Linked DNA regions of Homo sapiens: all the other regions are linked to region 1. The links are chromatin loops, found by intact Hi-C in ENCODE. Cell type or tissue: B cell. All regions are shown on one strand.

Region 1 (8,000 bases):
TTAGACAAAGAGTGGGCAGAAACTAAAAACACCTGCAGGTCAGTGAGTGTCTACTTAATGCAAAATGATGGCTCTGAACACTAGAATACAGGTCAGGTCACCACTGAACTTTAACATAGCATGATGGTAACACAGGTCATAACCACCCTGAGCAATAAACAATGTCAGGATCACTGAATAGCAAACAATTGTAGGGGACAGATAGAAGTTTTCGCAGTATTTGGAACTAAGTCCCTAAAACATCCAACAGGACCGTTCGTTCTGCTATAATGTGATAGTAGATTCTTAAATATTATGTTTTATCAAAAACTGGGATATTAAGATAGTTGTTTCAGTGGAAGGGGAAGATGATTAGGGTTAGGATTGGAAAGTTTCAGACATGATAACTAACAATAGAGGAGTTTCATAGTTATATGTTATTATCATAACCTAAAATATACATACCCCATTGGTCAAGGTTGACAGAATAAACCCAAGTGTTTCAAACCACACACTCAGTAATATCAGTCTTCTCCATCTCCTTTGGCTTTTATTTTGTGATTCTGCTGATTTGAACACCCAATCTTAAACCAAAGAGAGAAGGATATAAGCAAAAATTCAGAGCAGCTCACCAAGGAAACATGCAACAGTATCTTGCTAGGCTTTGCAGGGCCTTAATTTTCTCTTCCCCCGTGGGGTTCCCGTTCCTCAGTCACCCATTATAATCAAGAGAAGTTGTATAATGCAAAAATGCTCCGAATTAGTAGAATAACTTGTATTATTTTCCATTATGAAAACTCCCAATAGAGGGAAAATGGCTAAACTCCAGGCTTAAAATTCAATTTGGGATTTTCATATCAGTCACTGACTTCCTGGGACCACATCAGCGATGTTTCTGTCAGGAGTCTATGGCCATAGAGATATTAGTCTTGCCCATTCCTGAACAGCCTCTCCAGATTGTTTCCCTCCAAAATGCAGGAAAATGTCCACTGTACAATTTTTTAAAACCATAAAACCTAGTAGAAAGGACCAGAGGCATCTCCTTAAGGTATAGGCATCCTCCAGAGCAAGAATGATTCTAGGGGTAAGGCTGAAGGTGCCTGTGGCTGTACCTTCAGGGCAATTCTTCATGTCACGTGGATCATGGGGATTTGGTGTTTTAAAGGAATATTGTCAACAGGGAAAACTAGCAGGCCCCTTAAAAAGGTGAGAGTGGAAATCTAGTTTAAAAAACAAGGCATCTCGTTCATCTTCTACAGAATTTGCCAAATCCATCCTAGATGAGTGGATGAAAAGTCTTATTTCCATGCCATCAATTAAGGCCATTAATCCTTTCCAGCACTGACATATTGGTCTGGGCTTATTCAGGATTTTGACAAAAAGCTTACACAGCAGGTTTTCTGATTGAGTCATTCTAAGTAATTCTGAGGCCCTGGGAAAGTCAACCTGCTGTATCATTATAACTGCCAGAATGCTAAGTGTGCCACCTGGATGATCTAGACCATCTATGTGACATTGCCAGGAAGCTTTTATAGCACCATCTCACAGATGAGAAAACCAAGGCATAGGGAAGTTAAGCATTGCTATGATCTGAATGTTTGTGTACCCCCAAAATTCTTATACTGGAATCTAATATCCAGTGTGATGGTATTAAGCGGTGGGGCATTTTGGAAAGTGATAAGTTATGAGGCTCTGCCCTATGAATGGGATTCGTGCCCCTATAAAAGAGACTCAAGGAAGCTCCCTTGCCCCTTCTGCCATGTGAAGACACAGCAAGAAGGCACCATTTTGAAGCAGAGAGAGCAGCCTTCACCGGACACTGAATCTGCTAGTTCCTTGATCTTGGACTTTGCAGCCTCCAGAACTGTATGCAATACATTTCTGTTTACAGATTACTGAGTCTAAGGTATTTTGTTACAGCAGCTCAAATGGACTAAGAAAAGTGGCTTCTTCAAGAACATGTGCCTGATAAAGTTGATGAAATCAGGATTCAAACCTAGGCTGTCTGATACAGGCCCACAGGCTTAACCACTACACCACACTGCCTTTCTCCATGTATGCCACAAGGACTTAATATGAGTGGCTTACAAGGACTCATATTAAGTGACTTCCCAGTCAACTCTTTGTGCTCACATCACATCTCCTCAGCCCACCTCTGATTTCAGCCCTGGTTTTGGCATTGAGTTCTAGAAATCTCAGGTCATTTTCTTGCTTTCTGCCTCAGGACCTCCTGTGAAGGTGTGGGAGCCCAGGCAGGCCACTTTCAAGTCAGCTTGGAAATCCTCAAGCAATGAGGCGTGAGAACTGTGAAGAAGTGCCCCAGGCTCCAGCATAACAAAGGACAATCTGGAGACTTTCCATGCACTTCTTAGAACGCCAGGGTAACCATGCTCCCGTTGTCCACAGCATCAGCCTTGATAACATACCCTAATATTTTCCTTTCTGCCACATTCTCTCCATCCCCTCATTCCTGCTTCTTGGGTTCAACTCCTAAATAAACTACCTGCACGTGAGATCTACTGTCGGGCTTGCTTTTGGGGAACCAAACTTAGACATCCTGCCTTTGCAGCTTGATGAACCACACTGTTTCTTGGGGCTCCTTCCTAATCTGTTATTCAGATTTTTACATCCTACACAAATTTTCAGCAACCTGCCCTGAATGAAGTCCATCAGGGCATACATTCCAGAAGGAGCTACTGCCAGTACATGAGACAATTCTCTTGTGTTAAAATTTACCTAAAGGTTCCGGGCTGTGAGTTGCTGAATCTGCATTTCCACCTAGTTTTCCCAGAAGTGGCTGTTCATCCAGGAAGACTTGTTCTGCTCACTAGTCTATACGGAAGGCTTGGCATAGTTCTGTACTCAGTTATCCAGAAAGACAGTTCTGGTCCTCATATAATCGTGTGGATGTGTTTAGAGATTCTGTAAGGTGAAAAAGCAATCTGCCAGTGCATTAATTTGGAGAAACTATGTATTTCTATTTTAAAACTGGAAAATTGCTTTTTAAAATTTGTCATTTCTCCAAATATTTTATTTTTCACTATGCTAAGTGATCCAAATGCATTGTACATTCCCTATGCTGTAGGTACAATTATTGTGCCCTCTAACCACTATAGATGCACAATAAACTCAGAGTAATAAATTAACATTCAAGACAAATCATTAAATTCATGTTCACAATTCCCCCCATAAAGAAAGACTGTAAGCATCTCTTTAAAGGTATGTGACAGTAAGGTTATTTTGGCTTAAGACCAATTTTCAGTGCACAGATCAAGAATGTTACTTATTCTTTTATTTGTTTGTGTTTTAATTGTGGTGAAATATACATAGAATTAATCATGTTAGCCATTTTCACTGTTCAGTTCAATAGTGTTAAGTATATTTGCACTGTTGTACAATGAGTCTCCAGAACCTTTTCATCTTGCAAAACTAAAATTTTCTATCCATTAAACAACTCCTTGTTTCTCCCTTCCCCAGCCCTTGGCAGCCACCTTCTACCTTCTATTTTTATGACTTCACATACTCTAGATATCTCATAGAAGTGAAGTCATACAGTATTTGTCCTTCTGTGACTGGCTTGTTTCACTTAGCATAATGTCCTTGAAGTTCATCCATGTAGTAACTTCCTTTTTAAGGCTGAATAGTATTCTACTCATGCAAATACCACATTTTGTCTATTCATTCATCCATCCGTATACACTTTGTGTGGCTTCTACTTCTTGACTATTGTGAATAGCTCTGCTATGAACATGGGTGCACCAGCAAGTTGCTGTTAATGAAAATGATTCATTCTGTAGTGTTCCTTCCAGCTCACAGTCTTACATTCCTGTTATCAAGAAAAGCTAACTTAAAGTCCTTCTTACTCAGTTATCCACATTTGGAATTAGCTTAACCTGTTGGCCTAACAGTCATGACCCAGTGTAACCACTCATGTCTCAGCACAGATGACAAAACGCAACTTGGCTAGGAGGAAATAGGCTCAGTGGAGGGCTGGCCTTGGAGAACTCATCTTAACAAAGTGGAGACAAAGTTATTTTGGGAGGTCATGTAAGCAGAGTGATTATCATCATGGGGTCTGGGATCAAAATCCCAGCTCCAGCCTTCACTAGCTGTGTGACCTTGAGAAAGTTACTTAACCTCCCTAAACCTCAGTTCCTAATCTCTAAACAGAGGCAGTGATCATAATAGTATGGACATCTAGGAACATGGTGAGGAGTAAATAAAATAATCCATGTTAAGAATTTAGTGTCTGGCATACAGTAAGCGCCCAACAACTGTTAGCCCATATTCTGTAGTTACAGGTCACTGTTCCAAACCCCTCAATTTACAGAGGAGGCTCAGCAAGTTGAAGGAACATTTACTCCTGCCTTCACACGTAGCCATATGCATATGCAGACACAAAGCCACAGAGCTCCGTGTGTGCAAAGACCCCCTGTTTGATTTTAAAACCCTTGTGATCAGGGCTTTACTATCTAGCTATGAAAGTTTGGTTTATCTCAAAACTTTGATTTAAAAAACACGTCAATTAACCTAAGTTTGACCCTGAGAGCCCACAGGCTTAAAAACAAAAGCTAAAAAACAGGAACTGAAAAAGTTAAAAAAAAAAAAAATGTGAGCAAAACTAAGTAAACAGCATGCACACTTTTCTACTTTTCTGCTAAGAAAATCCTTAACTTTGTATTTCTTGAATCCTGTTTAAAATATATTTGGCTTTCTTTTGCATCAAATGTGGACCATCATAACCATCATCCAAAGACCACTGCACTTTAAATAATGATCCACGCTTTTACTTGGCCTTTCACAGGCTGGAACCAATTACCAAATTTCTCTCCCCACCCCCCCACCCCCACCCACCAGCACATTTCTGCCTTTGCAGCTCTGATTACTAGAGTTGAACACATTTGAGCAGTTCATTAGACAACAGTCCAAAGCTTCAGGGCAACTTGGGGGCCACATTCACATAGAATTCAGAGTTTGCAGCCTGCCAGCCAAGCACGCTCCCTCATGCATGCTGCTGCTGAGCAACTCCCAGTCCCATAGAACAGCCTCCCAGCTACAGTGTCCTCTCTAAATCTCTGGCTCATGGTACCTTTCAAGTACATGGTGAGCTTCCTCTAGCATTCTGGGACACTTTAAGGAATCTACCTGGCTCTTTTTCATTTTTAAATTTTTAAAAAATTATTATGTATTATTATTATTGTTATTTTTTAAGCCAGGGTCTCACTCTGTCATCCAGGCTGGGGTGCAGTGACAGGATCACAGCTCATTGCAGCCTCAAACTTCTGGGTTCAAGCAATCCTCCTGCCTTAGCCTCCCAAAGTATTGGGATTATAGGCATGAGCCACTGAGCCTAGCCTTCTTTTTTTTGATCAGATTTACATTCCTCAATATTCAAGGTTCACAATGCAAAGCAACATTAACGATTTATTTTCTTCTCAGGTTTTGTGTGTGTGTGTGCACACGCATGTGTGTGTAATTTTATTTTATTTTCTAGCTGGAAAGAGGCTGTTTCTCTTGGGGCTAGTCAATTCTTAGAGATGGCAAAGGGCTCAGCCTTTCATATGAAAATGAGCCAATCCAGCCTTTCATAAGAAAACTACCCAGTCTTGCCTGTGCACCCAAGGAGGCAATATTCCTCTGCCTTAATTAACCCAGGGCCAGGTATCAGGCAACTAGGGGCCACCCCTCTATCTTAGAGGCTGCCCCAAATAATTCAAACTAGCCAATCCTAAACTGTCTACCCTGCCCTGCCTTTCTCATGAAAACCCCATTTATTGGGGGCACTGGCCAAATCTTCCCCCAGTTCCTATCTTCTGCTTCCTACCACCCTGGTGTTTTTCCATGTGCCCCTGCATGGCACGACCATGCCTCCTGTCACGAGGACCTGTGAGCATAAACTTTGTTTTGCTGAGCTTCTCCTCTGTCTCCTTTTGTGGCCACAGCTAACTAAGCATCTCATAAAAAAGTGCAAAATATCAGGTCACCCTGCCTTGCTCCTGTTCCTGCCCAAGAACCACCCAGCACATGAGGGGTTAGCAACACAGGCTGGGCATTAAAATCACCTGATTTTTGCACTTTTCTATGCACATTTCTATAAAACTATGGATGTCTAGATATCACTCCAGGCCATCTGAAGCTGCACTTCTGAGGATGCCTCGCAGGGCTCAGCTGTTCCTAGGAACTACTCAGGTGATTGTGATGAATGGCGAGGGCTAAGAACCTCTGCCCAACCAAAACAGGATGTCAGTGTACAGCCCCAGGCCCCACACTCCAAGGGCAGGCCATGTGCAAGATGAATTGCTGCAGAATCCTTCAAGGCATACCAAAAATTCCCATAAGGAGTGACCCCAATTCACCGTTAAAGGGGAAAATGTCCTTCCTCAGCTCATCTAGAAATAAAATCTACAGGACTCATTTCTACTTGGGGTCACTGAAGGCCTGATCCTACACTCCAGCCAACATCACACCCTGAGTGCACATCTTATCTGGCTGAACACTGCTTCCAGCCTGTCCTCATGAGTACACCCACATAACTCCAGTTCACTGCAGATTAAGTCAGAGAGAACCTTGCTATGGTTGGAGCTCTGCAGGAGAGCTCAGGGACTACCAGCAGAGTTCTCTCTAAGCAGCAGGACCAGTCCATGTCAGATGACCATGACCCAGGGAGCAGGCAGACCCCTGAGCATCATCAGCAAAAGATGAGGGAGGCAGACAATGTAGAAGGTATTCAATGGCTGGACTAAAAGCAGCACATACAGGAGGATCATCCCAGTGTAATCAGGGCTGCAAAGAATTAGGGCAGAGATTGAATGTTGAAGCCGGTGCAGGGGGGAAAGACACTGACCAGAGCACTGGGCTCTGGGGGTAAAATGCCTGGATTAAACCCTGGCTCTGACCCATAATTTGTGGCAAGCAAGAAAACAAAAACTCTGTAAGCCTCAGTTTTCTTATCTATCAACTGGGAATAATTGCTTTACTCATAGGGTTATTATGAGGAACAGATGAGATAGTGAGGTTGAGTGCCAGCACAGTAGCCAGTACTCAATCAAATATAACTGTAAAACAAAGGGGCAGTTCCTAAGGCCCAAAATGGAGTTTTAGTCAAAAGGAAATAAGGCAAAAGGCCAGTTACAAGATGGAGCAGGCCCTGCAGTGGAGTTGAAAACCCAGGTCACCATGATGACTGTGGACTATAACTTTGGGTTCCAGTTTCTTTGCAAAAACAAGATTGTCCCCCAAGTCCTAGACAAATTGGGCAGCCGTGGCCTTAGCTACAAAGGTTAGAAAGAGCCAAGCAACCATTACCCTGACTGTCTTGGCACAGGTTCAAAGCTGATGATCACTCACCGGGACTTTGAAAGGCCACTTTCCTTTCAATCCACAGGTCCTTCCCAGTATGGTCCTTCAAGAATTATTTCTTTTTTTGTTTTTTCAACTAACCCCTGGTATTTTCCATGTCCAGTGCCACGCTTCTATCCTCATTCTGGGCAGGGGCCTCCCTCCTGTCTAGCTCTCCAGCCATTTAAGTTTCTCCATCCGGCACTGCCCCGGTTTTGCTCTGTTTCCCCATCAGCCTTCATTCTAGACCCTTCACACAGGCAGCTCCCCAGCCCACAGAGTCCAAAAGCAGGCTTTCTTCTCTACCCTTTCTCCCCACTCTCACCCAGTCCCATCCTCTGCCCTACCCACCCATCCCCGACAAGCTAGGATTTCATTATCCTCCAACTGAACCATATAAAGCCTCCATTTAGGAATTCTCATACATATTTTCATGTTAGCAACACCCACCATCTTCCCTGGAAAGTTCCCATTAGCTTTCCCTTAAGCACTCAAAATACAGTGAGACTTCACATTAACATTTTAACACAGAAACCTCTGTCCTGGCTTTTCGGTTCACTGTCATTCAGGGGGAGGGAAGCATTTTACCATACTCTGAGAATCAATTCCTGAGGTGGAAAAATGGGGACATTTTTCTAAACATGTTTGTTTCTGATCTTCCTTGCTGTCCTCCCCCAGCCTCC
Region 2 (8,000 bases), 97 kb before region 1:
TGCAATAGCAATCCATACATCCATCAACAGGTGAATGAATAAACAAATCGTGATATGTACATACAATGGGACAACAGTAAAAAGAAATTAACTATTGATACATGTAACATCAATGCTTGAGTGGTTCTTATGCCTCAAGAACTTTACACTGTTTCATTTAAGTCCCATGTCCGCCCTATAAGGTAAATACTATTGTTCCCTCTTTGTAGACTTGAGAAAACTGAAGGTTAGAGAAGGTCAGCAATTTGTCTGGGGTTACCAGCTGATGAGTGGATGAGACACAGACCAAGTCAGTCTGACACAGTATTCACACACACTGTGTAGCAGGGAGCAGGACTGCTTTGATCGCCTTGGACCTAAGAACCCCTTCAAGGTGAGGTAGTACCATGCAGGAGATGACCTCCAACAACCAGAAGGGGCTCAGGGATGGTGCAGAGAAGGCAACTTTGAAAGAGGAAGACATTTTTTCTTTCTTTGGATAATGCCCAGATGACTCACCCTTTCTCCTCTCTCAGCTCCAAATCTTCATGTCTTAATCTTGATGTGTCAGATCTGGGGACCTATTGGAGTGCTCCCCAGAGAGGTTGTCCTTCTGTCTCAAAGCACAGGTTAGGACAAGCAGCAGCTCTATTTGGGCATCTATTCCTGAAGCGAGCTGCAATTTGATATTCTTTTACTGTTTACTTCTGCTTTAATTACAGGGTGGGGGAAAGAGCTCCTAAAATTTGCCAAAAACTTTGGTGATTTTTAAAAAGTCCTTCTTTACTTTCCAATTATTCAACTCTGCTGGGAAAGGCAATAGGAACGCTTTTGGAACTGAGTTTGCTGCTGAGTTGCCAGGGTTTCGAGATCTCTGCAAAGGTCATTGTTTTTTGTAAAGGTCATTGTCTTTTCATGAAAACCCCGGCAAAGCATGCCAACGCAGGAAAGCCACCAGCTTGCCAAATGTCCGGTGTCCCAGTCACCTGCTCTTCCTGCCCTAGGAAGGATGTGAGATGATCTCTGGAGTAAAGACATCAGATGGGGTTTGTTCCTTTCTTGCTCTTAAATCAGCTGCAAAATGCAAGAACAAAGCACACACAGGATGATTCCCTGAGCCCTGTGCCGCCTCCTCGTTAAAGGCCAGCAGCTGCTGGGTGTTGCACAGAGCGAGATAAGCAATACGACATTTGTAGCCGTTCACATCCTGAACGTAGAGCATTGTGTTCTCAACGGAATTTCTGAGGCTTCAAGCCCTGAAGAATACCCAACAAGTGAAAATACAGAGAAAGGGTGTGCTCTGCTCAGGGGTCCTGGGTGGGGTGGGGGATACACAGCAGGAAGGGCAGGCAGAATCCAGCAACCAAGTCACGAGTCGCTAGCTCTTCAGAAAAGTGGCTCTGCTGACAAGAGAATTAGGGCAGGATGATTTTGGCAAGCCCCGTGTTGTGTTAGCTGCGCAAACTTTTTCTGTTCTCTTATGCAGCCTCTTAACAACTGGGTGGGGGCATCTTTTCACATTTCATGGAGAGGCTGATTCTTGTCAGATGTTTAGCAAAGGGCTTCCACATTAGGTTTATCAAGCACACACAATTCCAGATGCAACGCGGAGTCCATTTAGTTTGAGAAGATTAAAATGTGCCGTTTCCTGCCATTGGCAGCATTTTCATTTTTCCTCTTTCCTTACAGTTTTCTCACATTACTTGAAGTGATTCTTACCCTTATCTTTACACTGTGTTTTAAAGAAAATTATGGGGGAGAGGAGAAAAGACCCAGAGTGTCACCGGGAGCACCTGACAGGAAGCCGCTAAACTGTGTGAGCACCTCCTGATTGGAGATATTCTCCTCCCCGTTGGATGCCTCTGATTTACCTCTCTATGGACAGATACTAATTTCAAACCCATGGCCATAAGATTATTTCAATGACTTCCCTTCCATCTTCCTGCCTCCTCCAATAGCCTCGATGTCCTTATTCCTCCCCCCAACAAGCCTACCTCAGTCACCCACCATCAACAAACACAAATGCAGCTCTCCACAGGTCTCTCACAAAGAGTCTACACAGATCCCACACCAACCAACTCCTACACCCAAGCCAATGCCCCAAGAATGTTATCATCATCTGAGAGAAGGGCTAGGACAGGCCACCCAAATACAGTAGTGACTGTACTGTACTGACAGAAGCAACTCAGGATATATGTGTTTGTGTGTGTGTGTGTGTATCTATATATATATATATATCTCCATATGTTCTCTTCGAAGGAGATATCCCTAGAGAAATATATGTGTATAACTAAATATATGAACACTTTCACTTAATGTAGATTTAAATATATGTAGATACATGTATATATATTCTTTCCCCTATCCCATCCATTCATTCATTTATTCAACTTAAATTCATTTAGTGTTTACTGTATGCCAAGCACTGTTCTAGGCAGTGAAGACTCAACAGGAAGAAAGAGCCAGGTGAAGACTGGCTAGGCAGTGAAGACTCAACAGGAAGAAACCGCATTTCCTGCACTTTGATAGGAAATGTTGGTAATCCTACATTTGGTAGAGTAAGACAAAAATAAACACATAAATGTATATTTCAGGTTATGATAGGGGATATGAAGAAAAAGCAAGCAGGGAGGTAGGAAGTGATGGGGATTGAGGGTGATGTTTTAGATGGGTGGTCAGGGAGGCCCTTGCTCAGAAGGGGAAGGCTGAGTGGAAAGCTGAAGGAAGCGAGCATGAGCCATAAGGACATCAGAGTGGACACCCAGGGAGAGGAAAAAGCACGTGCAAATGTCCTGTTTGGGAGCATGCTTCTTACTTTGAAGAAGCAGCAAAGAGGCCAGGAGTAGAAAGAGTAAAGGGAAGCGGTGGGAAATGAGGTAATAGAAGCGGGGCCCAGAATGAGAAAGGCAGACTCTGGCAAGCTCTGAACAGAGGAGAGGCACCATCTGATGACTACTGGCATAGCAGGATGCCTGCTGAGTAGGAAGAGTTTGAGCAGTCAGGGACAGAAGCAGGGAGCCTAGTTTGGAGGCAGCTGCAGTAATCCAGGTAAGAGGTGATGGAGCTGGGATAAGGTAGCAGTGAGAGAGGTGGGAGTGGAGAGTTTCTGGATATACTGAGAAGAGAGAGCTTCAGGAAGTGCTGATGGACTGGGCTTGCGGGATGGCCTTGGTCCTGAAACTCCTGGCAAGGGAATAGGCCCAGCTGTCAGCTTAGAGAGTGCAAATGCATCAGAAATCAAGGCCTCTTGAATTCTGGCTCTTACGCAAGAGGCAAAGACCCCATTTATTTAGCACCTACTATGTGTCAGGTGCTGCCTTAGGTATTTTCACAGAAACTTCTTCCTCACAAATCTTTGAGATGGGTTTGACTACTTCCACTTCATGGGTAAGGAAACCAGAATCTCAAAGAAGTTCAATCAGTCAGGGACGGAGATCTGAACCTGTGTCTACCAGTCCCCAGGGCTGTTAATCAGAGACCTTTACAGAGGGAGAGCCTAGCAGAGTGGCTTGGGGGTCGGGGGTCGCTGCAAGCTCAGCAAAGGGAGGCACCAGAATAAGGGAACCCTCACACCCTCCCAGGCAGCCACAGCTTCGCACCAGAGCTCCAGGGTGGAGCTGCAAGTCACGGGTCTGACCTAGCACCAAGCTTCCTCAATAGGATCCAGGATGTAGCTGCTGGGGCTGCAGCCACCGGAAGCAGGAAAACCAACTAGGGACAGGCAGGAGATCCAGTTGACCCATCCAAGCCCCAGGCCCGGCTTTCCTGCGTGAGAGGGAGGGTGCCACCAGGTGCTGCCCACAGCCCCTGTAGTCAACGCCCTTCAAATTTAGTTTCCACATTTCAGCCTCCACACACCAAAACTTTCAGCTAGCCATCCTGGGAGGAGCCCCTAGGTCGCTGCCTCTGGGCTGGCTGGGGCCGATTGGAGGAAATGGGCCTGCACTCAACACTTGTGCACCTGCACTGGGCGTTGTGTATTTCTCCTCTGGTTGCCAGAGCAACAGAAACAACAGTGGCTGCTGAAACCCCCTTAACACCACAGCCCAGGCTGACCCTGACCAATGGCAGCCAGACCTTGCATCTTGGCCTCTTCCCTTTCCTCTCACCCCCCTGAAAGTATCTCCTCTGAAACCAAAAACTTAACCGGCCTCTTTCACTGAGCTGAAATGGTTCTCAGAGCTTGCCCAACTCTGAGCTCTTCCTGACACGCCTGGGTTTCTGACTGTCAGCACCCCAGGGAGAGGGTGGGACGCCCAGATCCAGGCATGGAGCAGAATGTCGCCTAGGGAGAGCGCCGGGAGCCTCCTCCTCAGAACCACTGCGGAAGCTACTTTACTGCAAACAACCTAAGTAAAGTGGGCAGCTTCCCAAGGTGTGGCCCCAGCTGCTGACCCCAGAGTTTGTACTCAAACACCCGTGGGCCTGGCTACTGCCCTTATTGACAAATCCAATCTCATCAGATGCTCTGGGGCTGTAGGTCTTCATTCCATGTCAGGAATGCCCCGCTTTGAGAGGACTTGTGATTGTGGTAATTTATGACACCAGCTGCTGTGAAAATGACTGGGGAATGGGCAAATTGCCCTGCCTGTAAACTCACAAATGGACATCCAGGACCAGAGATGCCCTCGCTCGGAAGCAAGCACCCATATCGCCCTGCCTCAAACTGTGGGGTGCTGGGCTAGCTCACGTTTCATCTCTCAGGTTGCTGTTCAAGTTGCAACCAGAGAATTCCATGTGCTCAGCTGGGAAACAGGACACCAGGGTCCTTCCCTCCATTCTGTGAGTATCCACCACAGGAGGGTGAGGGAAGAGGGCACCTCTATGCTGTTTTTTTAGTTATTTCCACAACCCCACAAGTTAAATATAGCATTTTCCACATGTGTACAACTGAGAAAATCAAAGTTCAGTGAGGTTAAGTGACTTGTCTGAGATTGCACAGTGAGCAAGTAGCAGGACCAGGATTTGAATCCAGATTTCCTATCTCACATTATACTGTAGAGGCATATTTAAAGTCTTTAATAAAGGGCTCAGTTCCTTGATTATCCCACACAATAAACAAAATCATAGGTACTCTATTAGTTTGCCAGGGCTGCCATAACACAGTATCACAGTCTGGGAGGCTAGCAACAGGAGTTTATTGTCTCACGATTCTGGAGGCTAGAAGGCCAAGATCAAGGAGTGGGCTACTTCTGAGGCCTCTCTCCTTGGCTTGTAGGTGGCCATCGCCTCCTCCCTGGGTCTCCACATGCTCTTCCCTCTGTACATGTCTATGTCCTACTCTCTTCTTATGAAGACACCAGTCACGTTGGTAATCCTAGCGGGATAATTCCAGTGACCCCATTTAACAATAATTACCTCTTTAAAGACTCTCTTCAAATGCAGTCACATTCTGCGGTATCAGAGATTAGGATACATGAATTTGGAGGGGGAAGATACAATTCACTCCATAACAGGTACCAAGCCCTGTCTTTTCAATGCTTGTTTTAGCTCCTCAATAATAAAATATAACAACAATATTCTAAATATAAATAAATATGGTAGGCATTCAAATGATCATGAAAAAAGAAGGCTTTTACTAAAAGTTAATTGTCTTTCTTTTTTTTTTTTTTTTTTTGAGACACTGTCTTGCTCTGTTGCCCAGGCTGAAGCGCAGTGGTGTGAAGCTCAGTGGTGTGATCTCAGCTCACTGCAACCTCTGCCTCCCAGGCTCCAGGAATCCTCCCACTTCAGCCTCCTGAGTAGCTGGGACTGTAAGTGCATACTACCATGCTCAATTAATTTTGCTAATTTTTGTATTTGTTGTAGAGATGGGGTTTCATCATGTTGCCCAGGCTGGTCTCGAACTCCTGGGCTCAAGCAATCCTCCTGCTTCAGCCTCCCAAATTGCTGAGACTACAGGCTTGAGCCACTGTACCTGGCCAAGAAATTGATTTTCAGCTGCCATTCTGTTAGCAATTTTTTTCCGAAAGCATTTCCTATGTACAAAACACTTTGATCATTACAATGCCATATGGTACATAGCGCCTCTACTCATTAAACTTTCACTAGAGCTGAGAAGATAAGAAGACATAGACCCAAATAACAACCATACAAAGCAGACATGCTCTATGCCCCAAGAATGGTGCCCTGTAGAGTACCAGGAAGTCCACAGGATGAGACATCACTTCTATTTGGGATAATCAAGGAAGACTTCCTGGAGGCGGTGACTTTAAAGCTTGACCTTAATGTCACATGGGATTTTAATCGACAAAAATCGGCGATGTTGGCTTTTCAAACCATACATTTGGACCTTATATTTGGATTTTTACCCCTAAAATTTCTATATAAAAATAGGAATAATATTTACAACATCATCCTGCTACACATACCTTGATGAGGAGCATCTCCAAGGAGACCAAGAAAGAAAAAGGGCAGTGTCCAGAGAAATAGAACCCAGCAGTCTGGTGCACCTGAGTCTCTCTTAAGCCCATATAAAATAGATGACAGGCTTCCATGTGTGCTGCGCCCCTCTTCCCTCACTGGTAACCACATGCCTGCAGCAGCCAGCAAAAAGTCTGACACTGTTGTGAGGCTGTCGTCAGCCCAATTTCTCGTTTGTTTGTTTGTTTGTTTTGACAGAGTCTTGCTCTGCCACCCAGGCTGGAGTGCAGTGGCAGGATCTCAGCTCACTGCACTCTTTGCCTCCTGGGTTCAAGCAAGTCTCCTGCCTCAGCCTCCAAGTAGCTGGGATTACAGAAGCACACCATCACACCTGGCTAATTTTTGTATTTTTAGTAGAGACGGGGTTTCTCCATGTTGGCCAGGCTGGTCTCAAATTCCTGACCTCAGGTGATCCACTCACCTTGGCCTTCCAAAGTGCTGGGATTACAGGTGTGAGCCACCACACCCGGCCGATTTCTCATTCTTTATTCAGAAATCAGGAGGGGGCTCGTTTCCCAAGATAGGATAAGACGTTGGGCAGACAGGTGGCTCCAGAAACATTTTACCCAAGAACTAGGTTTATCCTCCATCTTCTGTGACTTTGGAACTCTTAGCCTTTTCCTTTCATTACTCTTCTGTATCTGTCTTTAATAGAGCAGAGACCATTTAAATCACAAGGCCAGCTTGCTGTACTTGGGGGAGTTCTCAGGGTACAAACCAAGCATGGGGTATGTCTGATTTTGTACTTAGTTCTCCCTGCTAGGAAAGCTCTTCTGTCTCCCATCCAAAGTAGTTTTCTCTTAGCCCTCAAAACTCAGCTCAAAGAGCACCCCTTCAGAGAAACCAATTCCTTTCACAGACACTCATATCTAGGGCAGGTTTCTCTACTATATTGTCCCATTATTCCTCTCCTTCACAGTTTGTAGCAACATATTAGTTTGTATCTCCTGCAGCAGATCTTAACTTCCACAAAGGCATGTATGGGCCACGATTATCCTCATGTCTGACACATGGAAGGTGCCCCCACATGTGGACCAAACCACTGGGAGGCAGCCTGATGTACCAGTAATTGGAGTCAGACAGACCTTAGTTGGAATGCCAGCTCCAACACCTACTATTTGGACAATTGATTACAATTCCTGTATCTCAGCCTCCCCTATTACAAAATGAGGATAATCATGTTTATTTCACAAGATTGTTATGAGAAACATATAGATAAGAACATCTAGCTGGCATTTTGTGAGTGCTCATGCAGTAATATTAATTGCTTTACTTCTTTTATTACCCGAACAGGCTCACCATGGTTCTCAGGGAAGCTTGACTCTCAGGCCACTCAGACCTTCCTTCATAAATCCCAAAGTCTGCCCTAGAATTTTAACTCAAGATTGAAAATGCTTTCTGGAGCTCTCTGAAGCTGAATTGGGAGGTTTCATTATCCACTGTGTCTGTAAGTGTTCTAAGCTGCAAGAAATGGGAACGAACTCCTTCGTCTAAGATGAAAAGGAAGTCCTCAAAAGTAAATAGGCTGCTCGGAGTTTCTAGAATGATGCAGAACCAGGTGCAAGGGCTCTCCCTCAAGAACAATACCCCACATCAGG
Region 3 (8,000 bases), 79 kb after region 1:
TGGCAGACATTTGTGCTGGCTTTTGAAGAGTGTGTTCTGGAGAGAGGGTCATTCTGTATCTTGGAGGTCGGCTGGCCCTGAGGAGCTGAGGCTTTTGTTTTCTAAAAGTTACATTACACTTGGTCTGTGGAAGACTTGTATTATGTGGGTCTTTTTGCTCAGAGTTCAGTTCCTTAAAATCTCAAGCACTTTAACTGCTGGAAGGGAAAACCTCACTGATTTGTTCACTGGTAAAACCACATTAAAATGTAGCCCCCAACTGATTATCTAGGGTTTTTGCTTAAAATTATGTGCCAGTTATTTATATTGACTACTCCCTTGTGTGTTCTATATTCACATATGGAATACAATTCTGAAAATACTAACTTCTTTTGACCTATTTAAGTCTTCAACTTCCCATTTTGGTTGTTTATCGACACCTCAAATAGCTCAGAGGCATCAATCAACGCAAAACTTTTACTACTTTTAACTGATAAACCCAGAGAAAAGGGCTTTTATTTGGGATGAATTGACAGTACTCTCTTCCTATCTCTGACAGTTGAATGTCAATGTGGCCACAAGGAAAGCTTTAAATAGTTCAACCTTCAGCTCTGTCTCTGATGGGAACCAGGAATAAGAACGATGATCTTGTCTGAACAATCTGAAACTGATTCCAGACTCTACAGAACATTTTTGTAGTCTTACATTCCAGAAGAATCTAAGACTTTAAGCAGAATATAAGAACTGAAACCATGGTATTGCTGTTCAGGCTCCTCTTAAAAGGGCTTTGGCTCAATTCATCTGCACCTCATTATTAATTTACCTTTTGCTGGAGCAGAGACCGAGAGAGAAATGCACAAGGACCAAATCTCCTCAGAGAGGACCTCCTGAGCCAAATGGATGGGCCTTCACCTGCTGTTTATGAAAAAGCAGTCTCAGACTAATCCAGAATTATGAGCAAATTATTCCAGCAACACAAGACTGCTTTTTTCCTAAAGTGGCCCTAAAAAGAATACGTAGAAAAATATGGGTCAAACAGGACTTCAGAAAGTTACTAAATGCAGCAAAAGCACTAAAAATTAGATAACTAGTCACTTAGGGGTAACTTACTGACTTGAAAACAATGTGACTGAAAATTCTGAAATCCTCAAACTTTTTAGCTATTAAAAATCACCTATAACATTATGTTTGAATTGTAATTCATTAACATCTTCTGGAGAAGACAGAATAAGACAAATGTGATATGCTAAGATTTACAGATAAAATGGAATAAATTGGAATCAGAATAAGCAAACCAAGAGGTAGACCAAGTCATTGTATCATTTAAATATACTTGTTTAAAACTCCTCCATGGATATAGATATATCTATCTGCACACAATTTTTTTCTGGGTTAGTAATATGAATAATGATTATGTTTAGTTTTTATGTTGTGCTCAGTTAAGCTTATTAATCATAAGCAAGTAACTAACATAACAAGTGTTACCTAGTCAGGGAGGGTATAAACCATTTTAATTTTTTCTATATTCTTTTTTATATTAACAAACCTAATACATCACTTAAAAATTAAATATCACCCATTCCATTTTTCCAAAAATTAAGGAAGAGTTCAAAACCATCTTACTAAAGTCAGAGCTAGTAGAAAAATATTGTGCAAGACATTTTCTAGAAATCCACATTTTTTCCCATTAGCATTTTTATTTCACTATCGATTAATGATGAGATTTAAATGAGTTTTGTCTGTTTTTGTCCTAGTTGAAAAAAAAGTTTTGAAATTACAAAGAAAAATAAAAAGCACCTCAAGACCCACCAGAATAGGAAGTTTTCTCAATGCTAAAAAGTTGTCATATGATCATATTTTAGTTAGAACTGTGGTTAGGGGGCATCCAGGCACGGTGGTTCATGCCTGTAGTCCTAGCACTTTGGGAGGCGAGGCAGGAGAATCAGGTGAGGTCAGGAGTTCCAGAGCAGCCTGGCCAACATGGCAAAACCCCCATCCTACTAAAAATATAAAAATTAGCTGGGCATGATGGCACACACTTGTAATCTCAGCTACTTGGGAGGCTGAGGCAGGAGAGTCCCTTGAACCCGGGAGGCAGAGGTTGCAGTGAGCCAACTTTGCACCACTGCACTCCAGCCTGGGCAACAGAGCAAGGCTCTGTCTCAAAAACAAAACAAAACAAAAAACCCCATAATCCAGAACTGTGGTTAGGGGGATGGAAATCTACAGTTTCATAAACTACTGAAAATTTTGAGTATGGTATACTGTTCCTCATAGATATGGGTACTTTTGCATTTTTTTGTTCCTCACAAGGTATTACTGTTTCATTTTTTTCTATTGTCTAACCCCCAAGACCCTTGACTGAAGACCCAGCCAGCAGTCTGCTGGGTTTGAATTCACCATTAGCACCTGGGGTAACCTCAGTCCACAGAATGTAAGGAGACAAGTGAGGCAATGTTTGTGGAGTCCAGCGGCTGAACCCGCTCTGCTACAGAAGAAATGCCCCAATTGTCTTTCCTAAGCAAAAATTGCCACGACTCCCCATAAACAATCAGTTGTCCATTGACTGTTATAAATAGACTTTAATACACAACCAGCTGTCTGAGGGAGAGTTTATAACTGTTGACCAAAGACACAGTAGGGAAGGGAAATGAGAGATTTCCACATAGCAGGAGAATGACTTGTCTGCAGTCTGCAGTGAATGAGGTTGCACACAGATCTCCCATTTAAAATATGTCAGCATGCCTTGGACTCGAGTGAAAATTATGGGGACAGCACAACGGGCTTCATGTGGGAGTCTATTTCAACAGATACTGTATTCTTCTCTCATGGGCACCCTTGAATTCAGGATTGTGAAATAAGTGGCAGTTACCAGCAGATGTCCTGTAAAGTGCTGGTCACAGGAGATATTTTCGATGATACAGTGGCAAGATGCACTAGTTTAACTGTGATAAGAACTAATCCCTTACCACATTTCTTCTCCATTTCCTGTTGTTTCCCTTTATCTTTTCCAGGATGACTCTCCTTCTTGCACAACCTCGTTGACAACCACTCTCTATGAAAGAGTGTTCCCGAGCATCTTATTTTAACCAGAACCAGTCCCTGGGGCGAGGTGGTATCTCAAAAATCTGATCAGGTGTGACAGAGAACAGGGCTCTGGGCAGCCAGCCATGGCCACAGGCCTCTCTGTACTGCAGCAGATCCACCCACGGCTGCTCTGAGTTCTGACCAGCCAGCCAGAGACAACTAGATGTGGTGGAGGTTGAAGGTGGATGCAGGTATTGTCACAAAGCTCAATAAGACTAAACAAGGAAGGATAACATGCGTGAGAGACACAAATGTGGGAATAAAGACAGCAGCACAAAAGAAAGGCACAGGGGAGCAGGGATCCATCAGGAAAGATTTAGCAGAATGTTTCTTCACTCAGTAAAATAAATAGAGATGAAGAAAAGAAAAGGTCATATTTTGATAGAAAATAGTACGTTTAGTGGCCAGGCACAATGTCTCATGCCTATAATCCCAGCACTTTGGGAGGCTGAGGCAGGAGGATCACCTAGCCAACATGGTAAAACTGCATCTCTACTAAAAATACAAAAATTAGCCAGGCATGGTGACACATGCTTGTAATACCAGCTACTCAGGAAGCTGAGGCAGGAGAATCACTTGAACCCGGGAGGCAGAGGTTGCAGTGAGCCGAGATCACACCACTGCACTCCAGCCTGGGGAACAGAGTGAGACTCTCTCAAAAAAAAAAAAAGAAAGAAAGAAAAGGGAAAGAGTATGTTTAGTGCATTTTAAAAATGTATTTTTTCCAAAACTGTGTGAAATATGATTTGGGACACTGAAAAATTTCAAATGCATTGCTAGTTTGATTCCCACACCTTAAGTTTTAAAGCTATGATAAATTTTCATTTTTTTTTTTTTTTTTGAGATGGAGTCTCACTCTGTCACCCGGGCTGGAATGCAATGGCGCAATCTCGGCTCACTGCGACCTCCGCCTCCCGGGTTCAAGTGATTCTCCTGCCTCAGCCTCCCAAGTAGCTGGGATTACAGGTTCACACCACCACGCCCAGCTAATTTTTTGTATTTTTAGTAGAGATGGGGTTTCACTATGTTGGCCAGACTGATCTCGAACTCCTGACCTCGTGATCTGCCCTCCTCGGCCTCCCAAAGTGCTGGGATTACAGGCGTGAGCTACCGCACCCAGCCTAAATTTTCTTTTAAAAATTTACTTCCAAGATAAAAATAAGCCTATCATGGTTGCGTTTGAACTATCCAGAGTTAACACGCATCCTATGATCTCAGTTTACCTTTAAATTAACATAAGTGAGAAAATTCATTATTCCAGTTCAAATTAGAGAATGTCTTTTTTTTCCTTCCAGCCAAGAGACATGCAATTTAATGCCAGGGCCTAGTTTTAAGAATTAGAATTCTTCTATTTTAAAGATGGAAAAATTGTAAACTGAGTAGGTAATGTTTCTCTAGAGATGTATATAGAAGCATTTGAGATTTCTCCTACTAGGAATCTGTAGATGGCTACTTTTTACCTCAATAAACCACTGTTCCTCGGTTTCCTCTTTCATAAGACAGCACCTTCCTGATAGTAAGAGCATAGAAGAATGCCTTGCACCAGACACTCAATAGTGTAACCTATTACAAATTAATTCACTTTAAAGCTTCCCATTGCTTTTTCCTTCCAGGATAACTTTTATTGAAATATAAATACATGCAGACATGCACGTAAGTATACGGTTTGATGAATTTTCACAAACTGAACACACCCTTGAGGCCTCTGCCCAGATTAAGGGTCAGAACATCCCCCACACTTAAGAGCTCCTTTTATACTTGCACCCCACACCCTACCGTCAGCTAACAGTAATGTTAATCTAACAACATTTGCTTTGCCATTTGTAAAACATTTATTGTGGTAAAATATATCTAAAACTTAGAATCTTTTTTTTTTTTTAGGCGGAGTTGCTCTCTTGCCAGGCTGGAGTACCATGGCATGATCTTGGCTCACTGCGACCTCCGCCTCCTGGGTTCAAGTGATTCTCCTGCCTCAGTCTCCCAAGTAGCTGGGACTACAGGCGTGCACCACCACGCCCAGCTAATTTTTGTATTTTTAGTAGAGACGGGGTTTCACCATGTTGGCCAGGATGGTCTCCATCTCAACCTAGTGATCCACCCGCCTTGGCCTCTCTGAGTGCTGGGATTACAGGCAGGAGCCACCACGCCCAGCCCATCTTAACCATTTTTAAGTGTACAGTTCAGTAGCGTACTAAGTGCAATCCCATTGTTGTACAACCACCACCAGCATCCGTCTCCAAAACTCTTTTCATCTCACATAACTGAGACTCAATACCCACTCAGCAATATCTCCCTATTCCTCTCTCCCTCTAGCTCCTGGCAACCACCATTTTACTTTGTCTTTATGAATCTTACCACTCTGGATTCTTTAATATAAATGGAATTGAAGTGTTCGTCCTACTTTTGCCAATTTTTGTTCTCTACCTAAGTAGAATCATACAGCTATGTTTTACCCTGTATCTAGCTTCTTTCCCTCAACATGTCTGTGGGATTTATCAGTTCATTTAGAGTTCTACTTTGTTTCTCCTCGTTAAATAGTACTCTCCTATGTGAGTATGCCACAATGTATTCTACTGGTGATGGGCATTTGGGTAGTTTTCAATTTGGGGTTTTTACATGTAGTGCTGCTATATCTTTTGGTAAAATATGTGGCTAGAAATGAAATTGATAGAACATAGGGTATGCATGTATTCAGCTTTAGTAGATATTCCTGTTGCTTTTTATTAATACATTCAAGTCACCAAAGAGAAGTGATCTTTCATCTTACATGAAGGAAAGCAATTTACATATTTGAATTCACATGATGCTGTGGACTCTGCCCAGAAGAGTAAAACTGCCCACCCACTCAACTCCTCCCACCGCAAACCCCACATGCCAGCTCTATTGAGCTTTCTCTGCTTAGCTGAACAGCCGTCTCCTACTCTTTCCTCCCTAGGCCATTGTGGGTGCTGCTTCACTCAGCCTGCACCCTCTTTGTACCTGGTTTGATGGCTGTTTGTCTCTCAGACCTCAGCCCCTTTGAGAACTAGTACCAAAGCACAAAGTATGCTTCCTCAAAATGCATGTCATCACGAGTCCATTCCTGTTGGAATGTAAGTCTGAAGATGAGGCTCTGGCATTCTCCTCTTGCCCAGGTCTTGCCACTTACTACCTCTGTTTCTTTATCTTTTAGGAGTTGTCTGCACATGCAGATTAAACTTATTTTGAGCCTCCATTCTGGGTTCCCATTGACATAAAACATGATGCTTAGAATATACACAAATCCAAACCACTTAGATCGGTATCAGCAACCAGGTTCAATCCACTTTCCAATAGTTGTACATAACACCATTTTACTGCTCTAGATGATGTCAAGTCTAAGGACTCACTAGCATTTAATAACACCTAATTCAAACAGAACAAAAAACTGCCCAGTAGCACCTTCCAAAGACTAAGTAGAATGACAGAAAGCACTGAACTCTGAGTTGGTCTTCCATGTTGGACAAAAAACAATGCTCTGAATCTACATGGTTTCATTACAGAATTGGAAGAGTAACGTGGACTGATGCCATAAAAGTAATTCCAGTTAACAGTTCCATTTACACTAAAAACAGTAAACTAGATCACCAAGAAATAATCCAAGTAGAAATTGCCATGGCTTAAATGAAATAAAAGTGAGGTAACTCATTCAGATCTTTTTCTCCATTAAATGTAAAGTTATATCATGTTCATGGGTGGGAAGATATAGACATTCAGACATCTTCCATGAGAAAAACAACTTAGTGTATGGTACACATTCTTTCAGAATCCTAAGTATACATTAAAACTATAGGAATTAAGTTAATATGGACATGAAAATGAACAAAGATTAGTGGATTAGAATAGAATGTTAGAAAAAACTTATTAGGCTTAAGGAAATTTAACATGTGATTTAAAAAATAGTGCCCAAATGAAGGTGGATGAAAGTTCAAATAGTCAATAAAAGGTTAGAACAGCGGGCTATTAAAAAAAAAAAAAGACCTGTATCAGATAAGAATGTATTTGACTGCAAGTAACCAAAAAACCAAACGAACAGTGGCCTAATTAGAGATACAATTTCTCATAAATTAGAAGTCTCTGCTAGTATTGGCCCACCTGCTCAATGATATTCTAAGGTGAGTTGACAGTCTACAGCCCACAGGCCAATCATTACACTTTTGTACAACTCAAAAATGAAGAATGGTCTTTACCTATTTTAAATGGTTGGAAAAAAGAATATTTTGTGACAAGTTACATTAAGTTTAAATATTAGGGCCCGTGAATAAAGTTTTACTGGAATACAAAGATGCTCATTTACATTTCCTCAATGGCCATTTCTATGCTTCAACACCAGAGTTGAGTAGACAGAGGTTGTATGGCCTACAAAGCCCAAGATATTTACTATCTGTCCCTTTACAGAAAAAGCTTGCCAATCCCTGCCCTAAGGAACCCGTACTCTTTCCAGCTTTGCCATCTTTGTTACATTGCCCCCAGTAATGTAGTACATTATTACTGTAAACTAGGCCCTCAACTCCAAAGTAGAAGCCTTCTTGGAAACCCTGCAGACTCCCACTTACATTTGACTGGCCAGAGATTGGCACTGCCAGGCCTAGACACAAGTGGCCTGGGCGCCTCCAGCTCTCCCTACCCAGAAGTATTAATGTATAAATAAGACCATGAACACAAGAACTACAAGAGGCAGAGTGTGTATGATCTTTTTATGGGGATGACCAAATATGAAACCTAGAACCAATAAAGTCAGAGATGGACTTATCCATATAATACCCCCATGTAGAAAAGAAACTTAAATATATTTGTCACATTTTGTTATATTAAGAGTTTCTATAAGACAAAAAATGCTTGATAAGCTCAAAGAATTCAACTGGCTAATTTGATATGTTCAAATTTTCATTTTTAAAGATGCAACTTAACAATGA

What was found. Peaks named below come from ENCODE experiments on the same cell type or tissue, not always from the same donor. Only the 100,000 strongest peaks of a DNase experiment are listed, where the experiment ranks them.
Region 2: a loop joins it to region 1, with 14 times the contacts of the local background. A loop is called at or near these places in 9 of 110 quality-filtered maps.
Region 3: a loop joins it to region 1, with 8 times the contacts of the local background. A loop is called at or near these places in 2 of 110 quality-filtered maps.

What each region holds. Positions count from the first base shown.
Region 1 is chr5:56,682,092-56,690,091 of GRCh38, forward strand. No RefSeq gene overlaps it. Among named protein-coding and RNA genes, the nearest start is that of C5orf67, 80 kb to the left of the region's middle. RefSeq lists an enhancer at 4,517-4,666. In B cell, no CTCF peak of the experiment used is centred here; DNase peaks (open chromatin) are centred at 2,510, 4,490 and 4,840; H3K4me3 peaks cover 1,385 bases; H3K27ac peaks cover 6,554 bases.
Region 2 is chr5:56,585,127-56,593,126 of GRCh38, forward strand. The region is part of intron 1 of C5orf67 (chromosome 5 putative open reading frame 67); the gene reads right to left. Among named protein-coding and RNA genes, the nearest start is that of C5orf67, 17 kb to the right of the region's middle. RefSeq lists enhancers at 3,674-3,753, 3,884-4,143. In B cell, no CTCF peak of the experiment used is centred here; DNase peaks (open chromatin) are centred at 2,915, 3,945, 5,205, 7,935 and 1 weaker place; H3K4me3 peaks cover 1,711 bases; H3K27ac peaks cover 5,520 bases.
Region 3 is chr5:56,761,177-56,769,176 of GRCh38, forward strand. It overlaps LOC105378979 (growth/differentiation factor 3), which reads right to left. Exons shown (of 3, transcript NR_172721.1): 3 at 5,219-8,000. Among named protein-coding and RNA genes, the nearest start is that of MAP3K1, 50 kb to the right of the region's middle. In B cell, no CTCF peak of the experiment used is centred here; DNase peaks (open chromatin) are centred at 375, 485, 3,145, 5,945 and 1 weaker place; H3K4me3 peaks cover 914 bases; H3K27ac peaks cover 4,410 bases.